Linked DNA regions of Homo sapiens: region 2 is linked to region 1. A link is a loop called in an ENCODE intact Hi-C map of the cell type or tissue named here. Cell type or tissue: Calu3. All regions are shown on one strand. Links, peaks and the distances in the headings refer to the core of each region. The heading gives the core; the rest is flanking DNA.

Evidence for each region. A loop is a pair of places that touch in the nucleus more often than their neighbours do. Peaks named below come from ENCODE experiments on the same cell type or tissue, not always from the same donor. Only the 100,000 strongest peaks of a DNase experiment are listed, where the experiment ranks them.
Region 2: it touches region 1 in a loop (2.3-fold over the local background); 1 of 110 quality-filtered maps calls a loop at or near these places.

What each region holds. Positions count from the first base shown.
Region 1 is chr3:3,609,454-3,621,882 of GRCh38, forward strand. No RefSeq gene overlaps it. Among named protein-coding and RNA genes, the nearest start is that of LRRN1, 180 kb to the right of the region's middle. In Calu3, for the core only: no CTCF peak of the experiment used is centred there; a DNase peak (open chromatin) is centred at 6,238.
Region 2 is chr3:3,660,483-3,672,911 of GRCh38, forward strand. No RefSeq gene overlaps it. Among named protein-coding and RNA genes, the nearest start is that of LRRN1, 130 kb to the right of the region's middle. In Calu3, for the core only: no CTCF peak of the experiment used is centred there; DNase peaks (open chromatin) are centred at 5,259, 5,949 and 6,399.

The sequences.
Region 1 (12,429 bases), core at 3,130-8,129:
AAACTAGATAGCAAAAATGAGAGCCCAACCTTATGAATGTTCTGGATGTCACTGAATTGCATACTTTAAGATGATTAAAATGGTGAATTTTATGCTGTGTGTATTTTACCCTCCCACAATAATATATATTTTTAAATAAAGCAAGGGAGGCATATCAGAAGATAAAAGCACAAGACTGAGAAAGAACAGAAACCCAATGAAATCCACTCAACATCAACTCTAACACCTTCTTCTTCTAGGTGATGATTTAAAAATTTTCCCAGGGATCCCGGTATAGATTTCTGACCTCACTTGCCCTTCTGTGGTTATTGCATTAATGTCCAGTCTTCCTGATAACCAATGCAAAACTCCATCACTAGCTGGAAATTCTGAAGGCATTGTTGACCTCACTTCACATATCCAGTGCCTACCTAGTTATAAGGGATTCATCCCTTTTGGCTGCCTTTGTCTTTCCATGCCCATATCCAGTCATGGGCTCCCTGCCCCTGGACTCTGCCACCCAAATCCTGCCTACCAGTGCCAGGTTCATAGCTAAACCATTCAACAGTTCCTTAGCATTGCCCCATAATTAGAAGAGATGCTGGTCATGACCCTATAGTGATATGTATCCAGCCTTCCCTGTGAGACAGATGCTATTATTATTTCTATTTTACTGAAGAAGATACTAAAGTTTAGAGAGTTATAATGATTTGCCCAAGATCATAAGATAGGGTGATGTTGAGACTTGTACCCTAGCATCCTGATTCCAAGCCCAAAGTCATAAATATACCACCCTACCATCTCTACTATTATCTGTCATCAGTCCCCCAAATGAACTCTTCATTCCAGTTAAACAAACTACTCTCTATATCTAAACATGACAGAAGCATGCCAGGCCACAAACCTAGAATGTTTACCATGGTTCAAATCCAATCCTGCCTTCAAGGAGTAATTTACGTCCTTTCTCTTCCATGAAGATGTGCCTTAGGTAACTTAATCTAGTCTCTCCTCCCCCTCCATCTCCAAATCTAATCAACTCAGATTAATTTTGCTTCCTTCATATTTATGTCTCCTTCCTCTCCTGTCTGTCCTTATTATAGCCACCTTCATTCAGTCCATTATGTCTGGTGTGGGTTATTGCAGTACTCACTTGGTGGTTTCCTTGTCCCTATTAGATCCCCTCAAATGCATCTTCCACCAAGCACATAGTTGACTCTCAATTTTTATACATTGAACAGACTAAACAAATGCTGCCAGAGAAATCATTTCATTACATGCCACTCTCTCCCCCTAGACTCTCACCTCTCCAAAGGCAGAAACTATGACTTACTCATCTTTGCATAACAGCATCAAACAAAATGCCTGGCACACTGTAGATGTCAACAGATGTTGGCTGAATGAATCAATGATTGGAGTGTTTATTCAATGTAATATTCATATAGCACTTAAATACTAATACAAATCAACCCAGTGTAACTTAGGTTGTGTGTCATTGCCCAGATAGACTGTTAGGCCCTTGTGAACTAGGAATGTGTTTCAGAAACTTGGTGTCCTTAACACTTGGCACAGTAAAAATGTGACTTATGATCGAATGCATCTCCACTAATTCATTGATTCGACAAATATTTACTTACTGTTTCAGGCACTATGCTAGGTTCCAGGAAAACAGTAGTTGAAGAGGCAGATGAGGTTGCTGCCCTCTGAGAGTTTACAGAACACAGGGTGTGGCAGAAAAATATCCAAGTGATCAAAGAAGTAAAAAAAAAAAAAAAATTCAAACACAGTCAAAAAGGAAATAAAACGCAGCGACAAAGCAGAAGTAGATTGGAGGAGAGGTCCACATTAAAGAGGGTGGTCAGGAATTCATCTCTTGCAGAGGAGAAACCAGAGCAGAAACCAAAAGGATGAGCTAAATTTCAAACTGCAAAGTTGAATATACAATAACTCAGTATCTCCACTGATGATATCTTTGGTAAAAAAGTGTTAGACAAGCAACTGAGGGGTGCATTCGGGGACGAATGCGCTCAGGCGAAGTATTGCTTTTAGAATGTTCTGCAAACAACAAGACACTGCGACCTAATCTATAATAAAGGGGTTTTGTTTGTGGCAGAAGATGGGGAGATGCCCAGGCCATCAGCAGATGTGCTGTCTGTAGCTGGAGAAGTAGCTTGTGAAGGTGCCCTCATAGAATTAAGTTGCATTTTTAATCTACTGTTTTCTGTGAAATTCATGCATCTTAAATTCGAAAGCATCTTGTCTACTTTTTCTTAGTCCCCACTACAAAACTCCTGTAGTGATTCACTTCTTGTGTACATATTCTGAGTTGGAAATATCAAGGTAACAGATGTGACACATTAAGATTTTGATAAATATAGTCAGTGAGTGAAAGGATTCAATCCAAATTACTCAGCCTGACAGCATGAGCTCCTAAACAACCTGGGAATGGATGGTGCTCAAAAGTTTACTGAGTTGACTTAAGTAACTGCCTCTCTAATTTCCATGCCTGACTCAGGAATATTTTATTTTGACAATTTTTAATCAAAAATTGGATTCTGAGGTGTTCTAATTACATTGAATCTCAGAGTAAACTGACTTTGGGCCACATTACCTCCTCCCAAGTCAAAGGACCGGGTAAATTCACTAATTGTCATATGATTTCACGGACCATGGAAATGTCAGCCCTCGTGGCTCCCTGCTGAGTGGCTCAGGGTCACCAGCACCCACAGGGCCTATAATCTTCTTAATTTCAATTATTGCCTCCTTGTCTCCATAAGCTTCTGGGAGGCCTCCTCCTAGGTTTGCTTTTTCTTTGCTCAGAACTGAATTTCCTCACTGTGACTTAGTCTTACCTTGCAGAATTATTAATATTAATATAGTTTACAAACATGCAGCAGGGTCTTCCCTGCAGCAAGGTCCTCCTGATACATGTTCCTGAAATATATTTAGTCATAGTAATGAAAGGCCAACATTGTCACTCATTATGGGAATATCTACTAGAAGTTAAATGTAACTCAGAGAAGATCTCAGCTTCTGAAGTAAAATTACCTGTAATTCAAATTCCCACATCCTCACTTGCAGGCTGGGTGACCTTGAATGAACTATTTCAACCTCTCTGAGTTTCCATTTCTTTATCTGTAAAATGAGTGCAATAATAAAGCCCATAAAGAATTATTGTATTTAAACAAAATAATACACAGGGTTTAACATTGTGTCTGACACATGGGAAGCAGCCAAGAAATGTCTGCTACTATTGCCGTTATTATTATCATAATCCTAGAAGACGTTATGCAGTTTGTATATATTTCATTTACTTATTAAAAAGGTATGTAGCCCCATGAGTGGCATTCATTAAGCATTCAATAAATTTCAGATATTATTACTTATGAATCAATTAGAATCACAAAACTATAGCATGGGACAGAAAAGTAGAGATTATCTAGTTCAATCCTCTTATTCTACAAAAGAGAAAAAAAGTTTAGAGAAAGGAAATGACCTGCCAAAGAGGACAGGGGACGCAGCTACCGATCCCACTGCAGGCTTTTTTCCAGGTCAACCCCCACCATGACTAGTGGACAGTAGACGGAGTGGACAATTTTTAGGTTGGTGAGGATGCAGAGGGCAGAGGAAAACAATGCATAGAAGACACTGTAAAGTGGATCCCACAGAGAACAGAAGGACAGACATAGAAAGGACACAGTGGAGAAGGTTTCCAATAACTCACAGGCATAAGAGAAGCCTCCAAGAAATCAAATTCTGATGATAAAAATTAGGATAAGGAGGAGAAAAATGACGGGCCACTAAAAAACTCGACATAGAAATGCACGGAGTTTTGCAAAGAGCTTAAGGCCATAAAGTGTTACAGTGTCTGTGAACTTGTCCCTGAGCTAAAGACCAGGGGCATCTTAAGTGCACTATCATCCCAAAAGCCTGGACCTATTTATCACCTGCAGGTCCTCCCAGGTTATTTAGGATGGGTCCAACAAAGAATTCTTATTGGGCAGCTCCTGACACCACAACTCTTACTAGTGCTCCTGCTAAATACGCAGCATTGCGATTTCATCTCTCTTGAGGTCCCAAGAGCCCTAATTCATTAAGGAAAGTATAGATAACCATTGGTGGCAGCAGTGAGAGAAGGAGTCTTGGACAAAGCCAAAGAGAGAAGCCCAATACAGAACTGCCATCTCTGTGTCATGAAGAAGGGATGGTAGTGCTAACTCATGCTGTCTGCGCTTTTTTTTTTTTTTTTTTTTTTTTTTTTTTTTTTTTTTTTTACCATAAATGGAACATTTGCCTGGAATGCAAATTCACAGATACAAAACCCAGAAGAAGGGGCTGGAATAAAAAGTGACAAGGTTCTGAAAATAAGGCACAGATTTAGACGGAAAGAGTGGTAAGGGCTTTATATTAATAACTTGCAGGTTGGCTTCCCTATGTAGCTCCTGCTCTGTTGAATTCTCCTGGAGGGTCCCTGGGTTGGCAGAGTCAGTCACAGCAAAGCAACTCCCCTGTGTTTTGCTATATCATGGGCTTTGAATGTCATATGAGGTTATAGAGGGCAAAGGGGCCCCCATCCCATTGCAAAAAGAACCTGCTCTATGATGGGAAAAGGGTCCCAAAGTCAATGACAGATACGAACAAGGGCCAAAGGGCAAATGCGTGCTAGGAAAAGAACATCTAAAAGGCTAGAGGGAAGACTAAGCAAAAATATCTCGGGCTATGAAATGGTCTTCAACTTCTAGCTAACAATATCGGCAACAGGGAGGGGAAAACCCCTCAGCATTTCCAGGGCTTTTGTCTCTCCCGTGAAAGAAATGATTTTGTATCTGGCCTGTGTAGTATGCACTTGGTATGGTGCTGGCAATGGTTGAAGGCAAAAGAAATTGGAACATGGATTGTGCCCTCAAGAATTTAAAGACTTTAAACCTTTTAGGTCTTCAAGTGCTAGTCCACAGTGCTCCTCTTAGGGGACCACTTAGCAGAATTCAACAGAGCTAACTAGCTAAATTGTATGCCATTTTCTCAGAGTCCTGGGAGAGGTCAGTGTAGAAGAAAATCACACCATTTCTCAATTGTGATGGCTCCTGGAATCCCCTATGAGTGTCCAAGAAGATGATGGGAAGAACCACAGTTTCCAAATGTTGGAGCTTGAATGTTACAGCTGGAATTCTTTCAGCTACCTAGAGTCTTTCCATCCCTGGCCCTTACAGCATTCTCACACTGCCCATATCCACAGATTCACCACTGGGCCCACATGTGGCCAGGGCATCTTCCTAGTACTACACTCCAGGCAGTGACACTCAGTGAACAGGATTCGCAACAAGAGATGCCTTCGCTGGCTAGTCCCCACTTTTTAAATATCAGTTACAAGCAGAGACAAGAATAGAGTTCAAGTCCTATGGTGCCCAGCTCAATGCCTTTATACCTTCCTTCTGCTTCTTCTTTCTCTGGGCTGCTGGAGACCCTCACTTGCTTTACTTGTGCAACATCTTTTAACAGCCCTTAGAGCCCAGATGGGGGTTCAATTCACAGGATGCCCAAAGCTAGTTTTCTCAGCGAAGAGTAAAAGGATAATTTGAGAGGTGCACAAGTCCGCTTGCCTGACAGTATAGATCCTGGCAAGCTCCCCTGATGGGAATTGTGACTGTCCTAGTTTTTATCCTCCAGCTTGAATACCATTCAGATGCTTATGTGTGAACGTATCAGCCCATCATGAGCAGAAGTTAGTGCATCTATTTAAGGAGGCGTAGAGTAGTGGGAAGAATAAGGTCTTCAGAGTCAGCTAGAGCTGACTGGTAACTTTTCTTCTCCTAGCGATGAAAGGGAAGTCTAGCTAGTCGGTGTGACCTTGCACAGGCTGGGTGGCCTCTCTAAGGCACAGTGCCTTTCTAGTAGAAATGAGACTAATAATACACACCTGAAAAACTTGTGAGAGCAAATGAGATATAAAAGGAAAGTGCCTCCTCCTCTATTGACTACATCATAGTAGGTGATCAATAAATGGTGGCTATCATTATCGTAATTGTTTTTCTCAAGATCACTGAAGACAGAAGCATCTCTGAGGCAGTAGGACACAGGTAAGTGATGTTTTAAAAGGGGAGAATGGGGAACCAGGCTGCCCACCTGACATCTTAGGTGGTGGACCCCCGGGGGAGAGGGAAATGCAGAAAACCAGAGAGCTCATTAAAAGTATTACCACTAGAGACACAGCCAGGCACAGCCTAATCGGCCTGGAATGAGAATGACACCAGGTGACCGAGCAACTGCAGATGCTGAGGGAAAAACCCAGCCTGGCAGGCAATGGAGAGTATGCAAAGGGCAGAGCAAAAAAAAATGAGTCATGGAACAAGCAAGCAGCAGGCACCTGGGATTCTGAGTGGGGGTGGAAACTTGTCCAGAATCTTGGAAGGGAATCCAGGAGGCAGTCCACACATGGGGAGTCTCCAGGCAAGCCATGAGATCCCAGGAACAGACTGGGCTTCAGGGTGACTCCAGCCCTGGGGAGGGATATTGTAAAATCTAATAAGGACCTCTGTCCCGGGGGCTCTCGTCAACAGGATGGGTATTAGGTATTCTTTTAGCTACCAAGACCAGAGGCTGAAAGCAGTGTTGACTTACAGACTCATTGATATGGGACAGTTAGCTCCTAGATGTGGAGAAAGAGGAGGGAGGGTGTTGAAACTAGGAAGGGTCAGAAATGCATAGAAAGAACTTGAAGGCCAGAAAAACCCAAGTTAAAAACCATATCGGTGTTTTGTCTTAGGAACTGAGAGACCTTGGCAATCCTGAACTTTTCAAAGCCTTCGTTTGTTTTTCTATAAAGTGGGTATAAGAGCTAGCCAATAGCATCATTGTGGAGATAAAATTAAAGTAAGGCATTTTTCTTTACAACTCTACCTAAAGCTAACTCAGATATAAACTCTTATCCACATCTTAATAACTACATAGACAAACATATAAAATATGATAATATAGAAAACATTATAGCTATAACATATTCAACAATAGACTATAGATGATGCTAACATCTCATACATGTGTATATCACTTTTCCACTGGTAGAGTCTTTTCATATCCATTGTCTGGCTTGCTCTTCACAATATTAGGTGGTCAGAATCATAACACACTGGAAACAGTAAAATGTTTGGCAAATGGAAAAATGTTTGTATTGATCATGTTTTTTATTTTTCCATATTTTATGACGCTTCGACATCTTGGGGCATTGTGAATGCAGGGAAGGGCTCCCCCTCCCATAGTAAGCTAATTCCTAGAGGTAACAGACAACTTCCCCGAGAGCATGCCTTTCATATGCAAACCAGCCATAACTGCAACCACCTCCTTTATCTAATTCTCATACACCAAGCCAATGTTACCCCTGCTCTAAATCATTTGAGGACCAGATACTGGAAAACTAGGGGCCACCCCTATAGCCCAGAGCCCACCAAAATTATTCAAACTATTCAATCCTAAACCTGCTTAGCTTGCCTACTTCACCTTACCCTTTCCTTACCATGAAAACTATCTTGCCTATGTTTTTCCCCACTCCTACTGCCTCCTGACTGACCCTGGTAACTCCCCCGTTGGCCCTGTGTGGTTTTGTTACTGTAGGTAGCTAGTTGGACATAAACAGGGCAAGAGAGCCCCTGCCAAAACCAGGAATGTCAGGTGACCATCAAGTGATGGTCAGGTGGTTGTTAACTCTCTCTCTAAAATAATAACAGCTGCTACTAGGCAAAGGCAGTCTCCCAATAGATAGGGAAAACCTGAAACTGGTGATCAGTAACTTCCAGATAAGATCTCAGGAGTTGGGTGAATGGGCTCACACATGCACACTAAGAGGCAAAATGGTGGAGTTTAACTGGTATATGATCTCCTAGGACATTCGGCTGGTAAGGGAAGAACGCCTCAAGTGAGCATGCGTACAACTCCAGTAAACACACTGAGCAGGCTCTCCTTCCAAGTGCTAGCAGGGCACTGTGCATGCGGGCAGCCCACCCCAAGGGAAGAATCAGGGGAGAAGGAACACAAGACCTTGGGAGTATACCAAGTCAAACCCTAAGTCAAAAGGTCAAACCACGCACGTGATCTCTCAAGTCACCCGCTTGGCCCTCTTCTAAATGTACTTTACTTTCTTTGCATTCCACTCTAAAGCTTTTTAATAAAGTTTCACTCCTGCTCTAAAACTTGCCTCCGTCTCTCCCTCTCCCTTATGCCTCTCGGTCGAATTCTTTCCTCCTAGGAGGCAAGGCCTACTGGAGACCTATACAGGAAAAAAGACCTACTGCAGACCTGCATGGATTTGCCACCAGTAACAGTGTGGCATGGTGTGGCGTGCCCCTTCCTCTTGGGAACTGTACGTAACACACTCTCTTTTCAATGGCAGTTGTCTCCTGATCTATGGCCTCACTACACCTGAGTAAAAACAAAATCTCAGGTACATTTTAGACGTTTAGACATTTATTTGCCATGTTAATTCAAATATGGTAAATAAACCTTACAAAGAATGAAATAGAGGCATTGTATCAAATTAAAATGAAAAGACTTCCTCAACATGTCAAGTGGAAAAAAGGTCACAGGAAAAAACTTACAGTGTGTTCTCATTTATGGAAAAAGTTATTTGTTTATGTACATTCATATACGTACTTGTGTGTGTACAGCAAGGAGAATTAAGGATCCATACTCATCTACCGGCTGTGGCTACACCTGGAACAGGATGGCTGAGGCAGGTGGGAGAAGGATGTTGAAGAAAGACTTTCTATTTTTCTCCTGCATAGTACATATTATCTGAAACTCTTAAACAAAATTGGATTTATGCATTACTTACATAATGAAGATAGTAAAACTGATTATTCAGCATCCAATTAACATGTACATAGTACAATCACATAAAATGAATATTATTTAATTAATAAATATTATTTGGATATTATCAGACCAATTATTTCCACCAAAGGGAAACTAGGAATTACCAGCTCTTGACCAAAATGGGGCTTTTTAAGCTTCTAATCAGCTCCGAAGAACTATTAGAGAAGGGCTTATGGTTGGAACACAAAGCTTTCAAAAAGGCATTTATCATCATTATCGCCCCATCCCCTAATATGAAATGATTCATTTTCCTGTATCCATAGTTTGCAAGGGACTTTTGAATTAAATCTTAAAAGCTAAATTGTTCTGGAATCTGTCTGGACCTAACACTCAATGCCAATAAAGAACCTCAGGGTAATTTGTTTTCCTCTATAATTTCAAAGTGGATCAATACAAGAGTCTTTTATTGCTGCTGTGGCTTCCATAACCCTTGATGGTGAATCATTACAGAAGGAGAAGTCTGAGATCCATAGATGAGAGGTGGTCAGACTCCATTTTTCATGTGGTTTCTGTGGTTTCCAATGAGTTTGGGACAGAGAAGAAAAGCTAGTTTCATACTGTGTAGCCCAGCTAGCTGAGGGTCTGGGCTGCTGAGAATGAGAGAGAAAGAAAAAGATTATGGCTCAATAATACTGCAAAGGGTAAGATACAGGCTCTGAGGTCCGACTAGGATTCAATCCCAACTCTCCCTTTCTTGGATGTGTGGCCTTGGGCAAGTCATTCACCTCTTTAAGCCATTGTTTTCTCATCGGTATAAGGATAACAATGTTTTCAACCCCATACAGTTATTACAGGGTGTCAGTGAGGTGGGTCAAGCTCCTGGTATATTATTAGTGCTCAGTACACATTAATTGTTTTATATATATTTGAGAGAGTAGAAACTTAGTTTTATAGAAATTGTGCCTTCAATTTCAAATAAGTACATATTAAACACCAACTACATGGTAGTCTTAATCTCTGCTCGAAGAAAGCTTACAGTCTATTTGACAAGGTCAAACATATTCCTGTAAGAACTTACATAACCATACAAGGTTTATCCAGCAATCTGGGGCAAAAACAATCCACTGGGTCACTCCAAATGAATTGTCTTGATAATAAAGGCAATTGGATCTCAAAGAAGGTTTATAGACCTTCATAAATTGCTTTACCAAAGGTTTCATAAAGGAGTTGGGATTTGACCTAGGACTTAGATCAGGCTTGTTTGAACCGAGAGCAGGGTAGGAGGCATTTTATAATAGGTGGGATGACAGCATGAGTGAAAACATGGTGTATCCAGAGGGTGCTCAAAGCAAAAAGTAAACAATTTGATGTGGAGAATAGGTTTTGAAATAATTAGCTCATAGATTCCAAACTGATTGGGAATACTCCAAAATTAACCATGTTTTGGTTTTCAAAGACTTCAATCTTATTCAAATCAATTCTGAAGCCTTCCTGTGTTTTTTATCATGTCTTAGACACCTGTTACAGCTGAGTATGCATTCAAGCAGAGTTGTGAAGTCTCTAATATCTAGACTCACTCAGATGGGGACCAACACTAACCAGGTGAAATAAAATCCAGTATCTAATGCATCGTTGCAGAACATGGTCCTAATATAGTGGTTCCTAATGTTAGTCATGGGGCCAGCATCATCATCATCATCATCATCATCATCAGCATCATCATCATCAGCATCATCATCATCAGCAGCATCATCAGCATCATCATCATCATCACCATCATCATCATCATCATCATCATCATCATCACCATCATCATCAGCAGCATCATCTAGGAACTCATGAGAAATGTGAATTCTCAGGTCCCACCTAGACATACCAATTCAGAAAGCCTTGGGGTGGGGTACAATAATGTGTTTTACAAGCCCTGCAGGGAATCCTGATGCAGTTTATGACACTAATACTATTGTCCAAATGTATTTCTTTCAAATACACAGATTTAATACGTGCATATTGGTTAGCACAGTAAAATGGTCCATTATTACTTGTGCAAAGGCTTGCAAGTTTCCCACCAGCCTCTATTTCAGAGTAAATTCTTAGAAGAAACAAACCCTAAGGAGACCTAAAATGAGATTTTTTTTCCATAACAGTAAGAAGAATTAAAAAAAAAAAAGAAAAAATAATCAAGTGGTCATTTTAATAATGCAATTTTGCTTCTTGTAATGTGGCTTAATAGAATCACCATGGAGAATTTTTAAAAGAATAGCCTGTGCAATTGGAGCTTTATTGGCTTTTTGCTGGAAATGCGTTGGCTATAGATGGGCCAGATCCCATTAACAAACTTAATCTGGAGCCCACAGGAGCCTTCTGACAGAAATATCCTGTTGTGGGGGTGGCAAAACGCACAAAAATTGATTTTAATTATTCAAACTCTAATTTCAAAGTCAATGATTGATGCTAGAGGGTTAAGATATTGCCAGTTCATTCTATGTCTTTTTCTAAAATTTTCTTTTGAAAGGATGATTCTTAGCTGAGAACATCAAGACGTGAAAGAATAAAAAATGAAGAAAATCAAAATTTAAAGAACCAGAAATAACCCCAAGTTTAGCAGGATCCCATTGTTAAAGCCCCACAGGGTAGTAGAGGAATCGCCCAAAGATCTCTCTTGCAACTCTTAGTACTAGGACTTAAAATATTTTCCACAAACGTCCTCCTGCTTGGATTGACTGCCTTGTTACATCTAAGCATCATTACATCTAAGCTGTTTAATACTTTGAAGAAAACTGTAAAGCCAGACATATAGGGGTCTGAGGAGTGCTCAGAGTTGAAGCTGAAGTCCTCACAATGGCAAACCAGCCATGGCTCCTGACTATTTTTCTACTCATCAACTACCGTTCTCTACTTTTTTCACTCTCCTAGCCATGCTTCCCTACTATTCCTCAAGTTGCACACCAAATATACTGCCAACTATCAGTTCCTTTCACCTTTATATTCTTGTGGTTCTCTGCATCATTTCTTCCAGTCCTCTGTTAACATATCATCTTCTCAAACCACCTTTTCCTGATCTTCCTCGTATAAACCTCCAGCCTTCTCTATCCTCTGTACCTTATTTTATTTTCTTGACATATTACATAATTCACTTGATTTTTTTTTCTTTTGCAATTTCTCTCTCCCCTAGAAACTCAATGAAGGCAAGGGCTCTGTATATTTTGTTGACCACTGTATTCCCAAGGTGTAGAATAGTGCCTGGTGCATGGCAGACATTCAATACATATTGATTAAATGAAAAAATGAATAGTGAAGGAAAGACTGAGTGAAAAATTGTGACAGGAAAATCCAGATTTCAACTCGTCTGTTAGGGTGGACAAGAAAAAAAAAAGTCTATAGATATTTGCTCAGAAGTAAATCTTGCATCTTCATATAAAAATTGGCAGGATTTGCCACCATAAAATCTAATGCCCATGCTGGCCACAATGCAGAGAAATGAACTTTAAAACACCTCAAATCCATCAAGGAAGTGGTCAGAGACAGCCCCTCCACTACCACCTACTGGAAACCATTTCTCTGCCTCTAGTTGATTCCTGGAACTGTACAGTGAGGGCCATGTGCCCAGAGGAACTGTAGAAAGAACTTCCCAAGGGGAGAGGATGC
Region 2 (12,429 bases), core at 4,402-9,401, 52 kb after region 1:
ACCCACAAATTAACACTTTTTTCAATAATTGAAAACTTGCAAAATTTGTTACCAATACAGAAAATTAAAACAAAAAAACTTTTTATTATTACAGAATTAAAACTGATAGGCAGTTTTACTAATGTGTCCTATGGAAAGTTCTACCATAACTAAACATTATAGTCACTCTTCATGAACTCCTTACCTTGAATCTAGAGTCAATAGTAATTTAAGATTATGACTTGACTTCCCACATTGGGTGTGTCTCCAGATGTAATGTATTTAAGGTGATTCTTCTCCTAACTTTTCTCAGAGGAAGTCCAACCTTCCTCTAAGAAGGTAATGTAACTTCCTCTAGGATGTCTTTGCCTGGCTCATCATTATAAGATCCCAATTACACTCTTAACAGTCTTGTCTCTACCACACTGTAATCTCCCCGAGGCCACAGTCTTTTTATAGAATGACCAACAGTCCCAGTTTGCTGGGATTGGGAGGCTGAGGAAAAGGGAGTTGCTGAATGGAGAGCTTTCAGTGCTGAAACCAGAAAAGTCTCAGAAAAAACAAAAACAAAAACAGAATGCTTTGATCACTCTATTTTACATTGCCATATCCAGTACATCTATGGAAGTATCTACAAAATATATTCAAAATATATATAGGATAAAAATGTGATTCCAGCGATTCTGTATATAGAGTTAACCATTGGATCAATTCAGTAGGCCTTCCTTGTAGCTATGACCAGGCATTTGTTTACATTTTGAAATACATAACAGATTGGTTAATTTTGCTTTTTTCTCTTTTTATTACCAAAACAATATGGGAGAAAAAGCACAATATATTACTGGTTGCACACTATAACTCTGAAATATAGAGTCCAAGATTGAAAGGCAACATAAAAGTAGTTGCTTTGTATTCATGATAGATAGGGTCATGGTTTTGTTTTATTGGAAGATTTTTACATTAAAAATGTTTTTTTATATCTCAAATGTCTTAATTTTTAAGTTGATTTAACACTGACTCTTTGAACTCCAAATCATGTTCTACTTTCTCTCTGAAACTTTTCCAAGAACATTCTGGAAAGAAATAATGTTTCCCCTCTGAATGCTTTCACAATTGTTGCCCATGATATTCATCTATCATATTACCATTTTAGTGACTTACAGTTATTTCTTCTCCCCTTCCTTGTGACCTTACTGCCTATCTACAATGGACTCTGCTTTCCTGGAGGACAGGTGTTATGTTTTCCATCACTTAAGGTCTCCTCCAATGCCTTATGACCTCTCTGCCAAACTGCCCCCACCCAGCCCTTTCCAGTCCTGCCTGGGGAACCCTACAGTCCATTATCCAGAAAGCTGCAATGTGCAGCCATGATCCTACCATCCTGTGAAACTCAGACCCTCTCTGGAGGACAGACAAATTCTCACGGAAAAGACCGGGCCATTCCTTCTCCATAATCCCCTTCTTTAAAAGTCTTTATTGGTCCCAGGACAGCCATTGTGAACTGAGTCTCTGTAAATCAGTCAGCTAGAGATGTGTGGAGTGGAAGCTGAACACCAACCCCGCTGCAGTTCACTTCTGCTCTGTTCCCAGAAGCAAGAAGCACGTTGCTTCTCTAGGCGGGGAGGAAAGAAGCAGGATCCAGCCTGGAGAGAAAGCAGCAGGTTTAGAAGAAACAGACTGCTACATCTAAGGAGACGCCAACTGTAAGATTTGGGCTAACAAAGTTCCGGAGGTTAACCTGAGGCTTCAAAAAATGGGACTGAAGTTGCAGAGAACTTTTAAAACACCTGTTTTTCATGATCCCATGTAAATTTCATTAGAGAGGGGATACTGGCCACAGCAAGGACATGTCTTACACCTGCTAACCAATGCCTCTGATCTCTGGAAGTAGGGCTAACAAATTTAAATGAGAAAAAAAGATAACGTTCTCTCTAAAAAATGTGCATATTTTAAATTACAAGAGTAGGGAGGAACCTGAAGCAAAAACAAATTGAAGAGAGATATGGAGAGAGAAGACCTCTGACAAATTCTGCATTATCCCTGTTGTAAGGAGAGGGGGAGGGAATAACCCCCTCCAGAGTGGTCAACCCAGCACTAAATTTGTGTCCATTTAGGGGGAAATTAAATTAAGGAGCAAGAATATCATACTCAAAATTTCAATAGAAGGCCCCTTTGCCCTCCAATCTAAAGACATATTATACATTTTAACTTTTCCTTCCTTAATTTATTTTCTTTGATTTTTCTCTCTTCGTGTTTAAATGTACTCTCCTTGCTTAGTGTGAATACTCAATGCAGGAACAAAAGACCCATTTGTCATGCTGGAGACTAAGAACACATCAGGTATAATGGAATTCTGGCTTGGGCAACGCTCATCATTTGTTCAGACATGTCATCAGTTTATTCTGACATTCTGTGCGATTCCTCTACTCCTAATCTACATGACTTCCACACGGCATCTTCACAACATTATGTAATTAATATTGGTAAACAAATCTTTGTTCACTACCCTGCCCTTGTAATTTCCTAAAAAGCTTCTGGCTTATTCCTCAATCTTAGCTGAATCAATACACTCTGAAAGCAAAGTCATATGCAGAGGACAAGAGCAATTAATGATCACGTACTCAAGCACAAGCGAGAAGAGAGAGAAGAGAACTCTATCCTGTTAGGTGACTGGATAGTATTCATAATATCACAGCATGAATGTGTGGCTAAAAAACCTAAACCCAAATCCCTTATAAAGTGTATTTGTAATGCAATGTAGTACTTTCCCCTAATTGGATTATGCTTTTCTTGCACAAAATGGAAGTATTTTGCTGTATTTTGGTTCCATCTATTACGGCAAATATAAGAGCAATGCAGTAGTGACAGCAGGTCCTATCTGGAATGTTTGGTGCACTCTCTGGAATGCCCTGAGCTTCAGTTGTCCTGTCTAATCCTCCTTGTCACTCAATACCCAACCCAGTTCCACCACCACCAGGGCACTTCCCCTGTGGTTCTAGCTTGCAAGGCTTAGGCTTGCTCCGTCTTGTGGATTCAATGTGCTCATTGTTCCTGACTGGGGTCTCTCAGGGAGACCTGGGTCCTAGTACCTCTAGCACTAACTGGGTGTGTGATTTTCAGTAAATGACATAGACATTGTATTAGGGTACTCCAGAGAAACAGAACCAATAGTGTGCACACATGGTAATATGGTTTGGCTGTGTCCCCACCCAAATTTCCCTTGAATTGTAGCTCCCATAATTCCCATGTGTCATGGAAGGGACTTGGTGGGAGGTAATTAAATCATGGGGGTGGGTCTTTCCCATGCTATTCTCATGATAATGAATAAGTTTCATGAAATCTGATGGTTTTTTAAAGGAGAGTTCCCCTATACAAGCTGTCTTGCCTGCTGCCATGTAAGATGTGACTTTGCTCTTCACCTTCCACCATGATTGTGAGGCCTCCCGCCTTGCAATCTGTGAACTGTGAGTCAATTAAACCTCTTTCCTTTATAAGTTACTCAGTCTTGGGTATGTCTTTATTACCAGGGTGAGAACAGACTAATACACATGGGGAGAGAGAGACAGAGGATAAGGAATTGGCTCACATGATTATGGAGTATGAGAAGTTCAGTAATCTGCCATGGCTAGAGACCCAAGAGAGGCAATGGTGTAATTTCCAGTCCAAGAGTAAGAGAAAACCAATGTTCCAGGTCAAGCAGTCAGGCAGAGAGAAAAATTTATCCCTTTCTCTACCTTTTTGTTCTTTTTAGGTGGTCAGTGGATTGAAGGCTGCCCACCCACATTGAGGAAGACCACCTGCTTTACTCACTAATTCAAATTCAATCTTATCGAGAAAGACTGTTACAGACACACCAAAAATAATGTTTAACTAAATATCTGGGCACCCCATGAACCAGTCAAGTTGACACATAAAATTAACCATCATAACAACTATTTGGTTCCTTTTCCTGGTAAAGGGAAAATATCAGATTAGATCAAAGCTTACCAAAATATTTTAGTTGTACCTCTTGAATAACTGGTGTTTTGTTTTGTTTTTCACACAGAGTCTTGTTCTGCTGCCCAGGCTGGAGTGCAGTGATGCGATCTTGGCTCACTGCAACCTCTACCTCCCAGGTTCAAACTCCTACCTCAGCCTCCTGAGAAGCTGGGATTACAGGAGCTGGCCACCATGCCTGGCTAATTTGTGTATTTTTAGTAGAGATGGGGCTTCACCATGTTGGCCAAGCTGGTCTCGAACTCCAGACCTCAAATGATCCACCTGCCTTAGTCTCCCAAAGTGTTGGGATTACAGGTATGAGCCACAGCAAGCTAACCAGGGCTTATTCATATGGCAGCTGTCACGGTTCTGAGACAAAAAGTGGAAGCATGTCAGGTCCCTTGAGGCTGGAGGTTTGGAATTGGCATAACATCACTTCTGCCACATTCTGTTGACCAAAGAAAGTCACAATCCAGCCCAGATTCAAGGAGTGGAGAAATTAACTATCTCTCGATGGGAAAGGGTACACAGTCACATTGCCAAGGTTATGCATAAAGGGAAGGGTGGAGAATTATGGCCACTCTGTCATCAACCAGAGTTTTTCCTTTCTGCAAATCCATAACTATCAAATACATTCCCTTGCCTGGCTTAACCACCACCTATCGTGTTTTCTTCTTTCATAAGGCATTGAGTCACTTACCAAACATTTACCAAAGACAGAGTTACTGCCGGGAATTACCACCACGCATGGAAATTTGAGAATGTGTGAAATGGAAAGTAATTGTCCCCAAGAATCCAGAGTTTAGGTGAACACATTATTGAAATGTCTAATTTGTTTGTTTTGTTTAGTTGCAGACGATTTAGTATCAGGAAATAATAAACTGTTAAATCCAGTAATAAAGTGAAGATTATCTAGTCCAGGGATTGCAAACCTAAATGCTTTAGAGACCAAATAAGTAAGATAAATGAGCAAAATTTGGCTTAAATGAGTTTAAGCCATAATGGAGCAGGAGAGACTGAGAAAATGGCTGGAAACTACCCCAATTGAGACAATTAAAATTCTTGCTTAAAAAAAAAAAAAAAAAGCCAGGCACAGTGGCTCATATCTATAATCCCAGCACTTTGGGAAGCCAAGGTGGGGGAATCGTTTGAACCCAGGGGTTCAAGACCAGACTGGGTGACATACCAAGATCCCATCTCTATAAAAAACTTAAAAATCAGCTAGGTGTGGTGGCATGTGCTGGTAGTCCCAGCGACTTGAGGGGCTGAGGCAGGAGGATTGCTTGAGCCCAGGAAGTCTAGGCTGCAGTGAGTCATGATTGTTTCACTGCATTCCAGCCTGGATGAAAGAGTAAGACCCTGTCTCAAAAAAGAAAAAAGGGAAGGGAAGGGAAGGGAGGAAGGGCAGGAAAGAGAGAAAGACAGAGGAAGGAAGGAAGGTAGGAAGGGAGGGAGGGAGGGAGGGAGAGAGGGAAAGAGGGAGGGAGGATGGAAGGAAGAAAGGACAGGGGGAGGGAGGGAGGGAGGAGAGAAGGAGGGAGGGAGAGGGGAATTGCTCAGAATAAATCAAATAAACATGTAAACTAATTTCAGACCCCAGGCCTCCATTTTGTAATCTCTGCTTCTAGATCGATTCTCACTTTACCGATGGGAAAACCAAGGCCCAGAGAGGTTAAAACATGTTTCCCACCGTGGCCCAGGTGCTCAGCAGCAGAAATGAAACTGGACTCCGAGGTGCCTGCTGCTGAGTACTGACATCAACATTGCCTGGAGTATAATTTTGCAAGTTTTCTTCCTGATAGGAAGGCTAGATTCAATCTCTTCACAAAATAGTTGCCTCATGGGTTTTGTCAGAATCGACAAAGCTCTCCTGGAAAACGGCCATCTCATGGAAGTGATGGCCTCGGTCAGGTTTATGAAGGGAATGACAATGTGATTTGTGGCTGTCACCCATGGGAGCCAGGTTGCGCTTGCCACTTCCTCACTGCTGGCAGGAGGCCGAGGCGAAGCTGTCATCGGCTGCCACACTGATAGATGCCACCAGCCTGGGCACAGTCTGTGCTTCCAGGCAGCTCAGGAGACATATCTGACTTGTCCTTCTGGCCCTACGGAAGATACTGCCTGGCAAAAGTGGAAATGGCAACGCAGGACAAGAAAGGAGAGAAATCCAATAAGGCTGTGGTCACTAGTGGCCAGGAATTGATGTTTTACTGTCTTTCCCTTGATTCTGTTGGGCTGTTTACTTCCCATTTAAGAAATATCCTGGTTTTCTCATCCTGCACCCTGATGGGTGAGGGGTTGTTTTGTTCAGGGAAGAGAAGGAGATGTAGCCAGTGTTGACGAGTGGGGAAGGATTTATAAATCAAAGAAAAATGTCTCAAACAGAAAATCACACCCCAAGTATATGCAGGAGTGCAAACCACAATTTGGCCTGCTGCCTGGTGTCACAAGGCATCAGTGGCCTTGCTGTGACCCTTTCAGGGAAACCCCTGCAAGCGTCTACTTGTAACAGTCGCAGCAGGGAGGTCTAAGCCTGCACATTTCCTCAAAGGTGGTTTTTCTGCTCCCATCAATGGTAGATTATCAAGAGATTTTTAGTGATGAAACTGATAGCTCAGAAATTACTTGATTCCAAATTCTTTTCTAGCAGAACAAAACACAAACAAAACCAGCGAACGTTTTACTTAAACACCTGGAGGTGGTAATTAAAACATTGGACACAGAGCTAAGTGCCGTGGTACATGGCTGTAGTCCCAGCTACTAAGGAAGCTGAGGCAGGAGGATTGCTTGAGCCCAGGAGTTGGAGTCCAGCCTGGACAACATAGTGAGATCCCATCTCCAAAACTGGACATTGAACGTATAAAAGCCATAAAGAAACAGGGACAAAAATGAGCTAGTTAGAAGTGAGTTCTAAAAGCCAAATATCTCTATATAGATATAGTAGCCCAGACAGTGAACTCCTACTACTCCAGAACACACAATCAGGATGCTTGACAGGCCGAGCCTATTCCTTCTAAAGTGTTTTATGATCTTTATTCAAGAATGAAGGAAAGTGCATGCTTGTCTGGAGTCCAGCTGATCTAATATAGAAAGGAAGATTTAAAAGGTGAACAGTTTTAGGACAGGTATTGCCCCTGGGTGTTTTCAGAAAAATACACACTCAGGAGATGTCAGTTCCCATTTTTACCCTCTAGTTGAACAATATCCATCTACTTCCACACTGCTTTTAAAATGAGATGTTTTGGTGCAGGTCAAATGAAAAACAGGAACGTGCTCTGCTAGTGGTCAGGAGATCAAGGTTCTGGAGCTGCTAAGAACAGGACCTGTGTCCTCCTGAGTCCCAGGTTTCCTCATTTGTAAAATGAGAGATTGGAGCAAAATTTTATAAAATCCTCTTTAGCTTGTTAGTTCCTTTTTTCATTCATTTTGACATAGTATTCACTCATTCATTCATTTTTTTCATTTATTCAACAAATTTTATTGAACCCTGTTCCATGTCCAGGACTGTACTGATACCTAAGTACAAAGTAGTGAACAAGAAAAATAGCCTCTGTCCTCATAGAGCTTCCATTCTAAATAGACACAGATGATAAATGAAATAAGGAAGCAAGATAAATTCAGATTTGCTTGGGCTGTGATAAGCAGGACAAAGGAAATAATCCAGTGTTGTGTGAGAGAATAATTGGGATTGGGATGGGTGGGGAATATCTAGATAAACAGGAAATGAAAAATCCTGACTATAACTACTAGTGACCACAGCCTTATTGTGCCACAAATTAGGCATGTGACATTAGACAAGTCTCTTTCCCTCTCTGTATCTGTATTCATTTCCTATTGCTGCTGTAACAAATTGACACACATTTAACAACTTAAACCAACACAAATATATTACCCTAGACTTCCGTAGGTCAGAAATCTGACACAGGTTTTACTGGGCTAAAAGCAAGGATTAAGCAGAGCTGTGTTTCTTTCTGGAGGCTACAGAAGAAAATCTATTTTTTTTTTCTTTCTTTCTTTTTTCTTTTTTCTCATTCAGGTTGTTACTGTCCAGTTTGCCTGTTCAGGGGTTGACACTTAGAGCTTGGGCTCTAAAATGCCACTTGAATACTTGTCCCTTGAGACATGCAGTGGCAAAATTTAGTTCCTTGCTGTTATAAGACTGAGTTTCTGGCTCTCTTGCTGCCCGTAAGGGAGGGCCAACCCCAGCACTTACAACCTCCACATTCTTGGGCTCATAAACCCCTTCCTCCTTCTTCAAAGTCATCAATGATGGTGAAGTCCTTCTCACATCACTTCTCTCTGATCTATTCTGCTTTTCTCTTCATAGCATTCATAATCAGATTAGGCTCATTAGCATAATCCAGGATAATCTCCCCATCTCAGGGTCCCTAACCTTAACCACATCTGAAAGTCCCTTTTGCCATGTAACGTAACATTGTCCTAGGCTCTGGGATTGAGATGGAGATATCTTTAGGGAGCCATTATTCTGCCTTCCACAATGCTCTGATTTCCTTTTCAGTAAATGAAAGCATTGAGCTAAAGCTCTTTCAAATCCAAAATGTCATGACTTGTTTTGCTTCCATATTTTGTCAAAACTAGAAGTTATGTTTCTTTTTTTTTTTTTTTTTTTTTTTGAGACAGAGTCTCGCTCTGTCGCCCAGGCCGGACTGCGGACTGCAGTGGCGCCATCTCGGCTCACTGCAAGCTCCGCCTCCCGGGTTCCCGCCATTCTCCTGCCTCAGCCTCCCCAGTAGCTGGGACTACAGGCGCCCGCCACCGCGCCCGGCTAATTTTTTGTATTTTTAGTAGAGACGGGGTTTCACCTTGTTAGCCAGGATGGTCTCGATCTCCTGACCTCATGATCCACCCGCCTCGGCCTCCCAAAGTGCTGGGATTACAGGCGTTATGTTTCTTTTTTGCAACAAATCCTAGACAAGTTTGCTGAGAGTTTGAAGGCAGAATCTCTCAGTTGAAGAGGGTGCTCACTTCATTTAAGACAAATGACAGAGACTAAGTGTATTAGTCCATTCTCATGCTGCTATGAAGAAATACCCAAGACTGGGTAATTTATAAAGAAAAGAGGTTTCATTGACACACACTTTCACATGACTGGGGAGGCCTCAGGACACTTACAATCATGGCGGAAGGCACCTCTTCACAGGGCGGCAGGAGAGAGAATTAGTGTCATGTGAAGGGGAAGTCCCTTAAAAACCATCAGATTTTTGAGAACTCACTATCATGAGAACAGCATGGGGGAAAGTGTCCCCCCATGATTCAGCTATCTCCATCTGGTCCTACTCTTGACACGTGGAGGTTATTACAATTCAAGGTAAGATTTCTGTGGGGACATAGAGCCAAACCGTATCACTAAGTTACAGTGTCATGGCTATATAACCACTAGGAAGTCTCAAGGATGGAGTTGGGAACACGTTCAGGGTTGATCCCTGAAACTAGGCATCATTACTACATGATGGGCTGCCTGGTGTTACATGACTGCTGATAGTCCTCCTGAATGTAATGAAATAGGATAACTCATATTAGAGCCACATTTACTAAAAAGCAAGGAAGTCAACACAATGAACTGTTGAAATGTGTAACCTCAAGGGAAATACATGCAAAGCGTCCCCACATATTTCTTCAAGCATGTATCCCAGGTATGATGACTGGGTCCCAGGCACATTTCCTGAAATGTAAAGCCACTGTGGGCTCTACTGTGCCCAGGGAAGCACAGGCACACACATCTGGAAGAACAGAATTCCTACCTGATCAAGCCATGGTTGGTGGCTTTGCAACTCTAAAAATTCCAGTTCTGCTAAAAAGCAATGGATGTTTCTCTAATTTGCCTTTCTGTCTTTGTAAACTAAGAAAAACCAAGATGGGTGGGGGTGGCAACAACAAGAACTCTGGCATATAGGCTGGCAACCAAAGTGGGTGGGAAATATTTTTCTGGGTCTTAAGGGCACTCTCCCAAGAGCTGTAGGTGGTACTGAGAAGTTAGGGCTATGTTCTCAATGGCCTTCCTTGGTATCTGGAACTTGCTCTTGGGAGAACTGACTGGAATTTCAATCACAGCCTAGAGTTAGGCTGTCCAATTTACCTGTTCAGGGTTTGACGCATAGAGCTTGGGTTCTAAAATGCCACTTGAATACATGTCCCTTAAGACACACAGTCATTTCCAGAAGATGCCAGGTGAGTCAGACAATTCAAGAATTCTTATTTTATAGATTATTAGGATTATAAAGTTTAGAGATAGAAGATCCTGCCTTGACTCTTAATAAGATTACTGTGTGACCTTAAGCAAGTCATTTAACTTCTCAGGTTCTTCATCTGTGAAGTGGGAATGAATAATATCTACATCACAGCACCATTATAAGGTTCAAATAAAAAAAAGTAAGTACAAGTGCTTTGCAAGAGGTAAACACTTTATACACATTAATTGATAACACTATTATCGTTCACAGTTCTTCAAGAAAGAGAAAGTTGAAAGTGCTCATTAATTTTGGTTAGCTGTCATAGTTTGTAATTGTATATCCAAGTGATTATTATACTAATGGCTTTTCCTGCCCCTCAGCATCCTACAAGCTCCTGAAAGCTGGGACTGAGTCTCTTTTGATCACCACTGTTTTCTTGGTCTCTTGCCCAGTACCGAGCACTTCGTGGGGACTCAAATATTCAATGAATAAATTAAAGAGAGAGTAAGAGTGAGAAAACACGGAGAGGCAACAATGAAAGGCAGGAGGAAAGGAAGAATTTTTTTGAAAAGTAGGTGGTGCAATGTAAACGTTATTCTCTAAACTGCAGAGTTTAAAATAGTAATAATAAACATAATAGTTTATATTTATTGTGTAACAATTATTGTGTACCATTTGCTATTGTTAGATTTAATTCTTTTTTTTTCTTTTTTTTATTATACTTTAAGTATAAGGTTACATGTGCACATTGTGCAGGTTAGTTACATGTGTATACATGTGCCATGCTGGTGCGCTGCACCCACTAACTTGTCATCTAGCATTAGGTATATCTCCCGATGCTATACCTCCCCCCTCCCCCCACCCCACAACAGTCCCCAGAGTGTGATATTCCCCTTCCTGTGTCCATGTGATCTCATTGTTCCATTCCCACCTATGAGTGAGAATATGCGGTGTTTGGTTTTTTGTTCTTGTGATAGTTTACTGAGAATGATGATTTCCAATTTCATCCATGTCCCTACAAAGGACATGAACTCATCATTTTTTATGGCTGCATAGTATTCCATGGTGTATATGTGCCACATTTTCTTAATCCAGTCTATCATTGTTGGACATTTGGGTTGGTTCCAAGTCTTTGCTATTGTGAATAATGCCGCAATAAACATACGTGTGCATGTGTCTTTATAGCAGCATGATTTATAGTCCTTTGGGTATATACCCAGTAAGGGGATGGCTGGGTCAAATGGTATTTCCAGTTCTAGATCCCTGAGGAATCGCCACACTGACTTCCACAATGGTTGAACTAGTTTACAGTCCCACCAACAGTGTAAAAGTGTTCCTATTTCTCCACATCCTCTCCAGCACCTGTTGTTTCCTGACTTTTTAATGATTGCCATTATAACTGGTGTGAGATGGTATCTCATTGTGGTTTTGATTTGCATTTCTCTGATGGCCAGTGATGATGAGTATTTTTTCATGTGTTTTTTGGCTGCATAAATGTCTTCTTTTGAGAAGTGTCTGTTCATGTCCTTTGCCCACTTTTGGATGGGGTTGTTTGTTTTTTTCTTGTAAATTTGTTTGCGTTCATTGTAGATTCTGGATATTAGCCCGTTGTCAGATGAGTAGGTTGCAAAAATTTTCTCCCATTTTGTGGGTCGCCTGTTCACTCTGATGGTAGTTTCTTTTGTGGTGCAGAAGTTCTTTAGTTTAATTAGATCCCATTTGTCAATTTTGTCTTCTGTTGCCATTGCTTTTGGTGATTTAGACATGAAGTCCTTGCCCATGCCTATGTCCTGAATGGTAATGCCTAGGTTTTCTTCTAGGGTTTTTATGGTTTTAGGTCTAACGTTTAAGTCTTTAATCCATCTTGAATTGATTTTTGTATAAGGTGTAAGGAAGGGATACAGTTTCAGCTTTCTACATATGGCTAGCCAGTTTTCCCAGCACCATTTATTAAATAGGGAATCCTTTCCCCATTGCTTGTTTTTCTCAGGTTTGTCAAAGATCAGATAGTTGTAGATATGCGACGTTATTTCTGAGGGCTCTGTTCTGTTCCATTGATCTATATCTCTGTTTTGGTACCAGTACCATGCTGTTTTGGTTACTGTAGCCTTGTAGTATAGTTTGAAGTCAGGTAGTGTGATGCCTCCAGCTTTGTTCTTTTGGCTTACCAGAATCTCTGGGACGCATTCAAAGCAGTGTGTAGAGGGAAATTTATAGCACTAAATGCCCACAAGAGAAAGCAGGAAAGATCCAAAATTGACACCCTAACATCACAATTAAA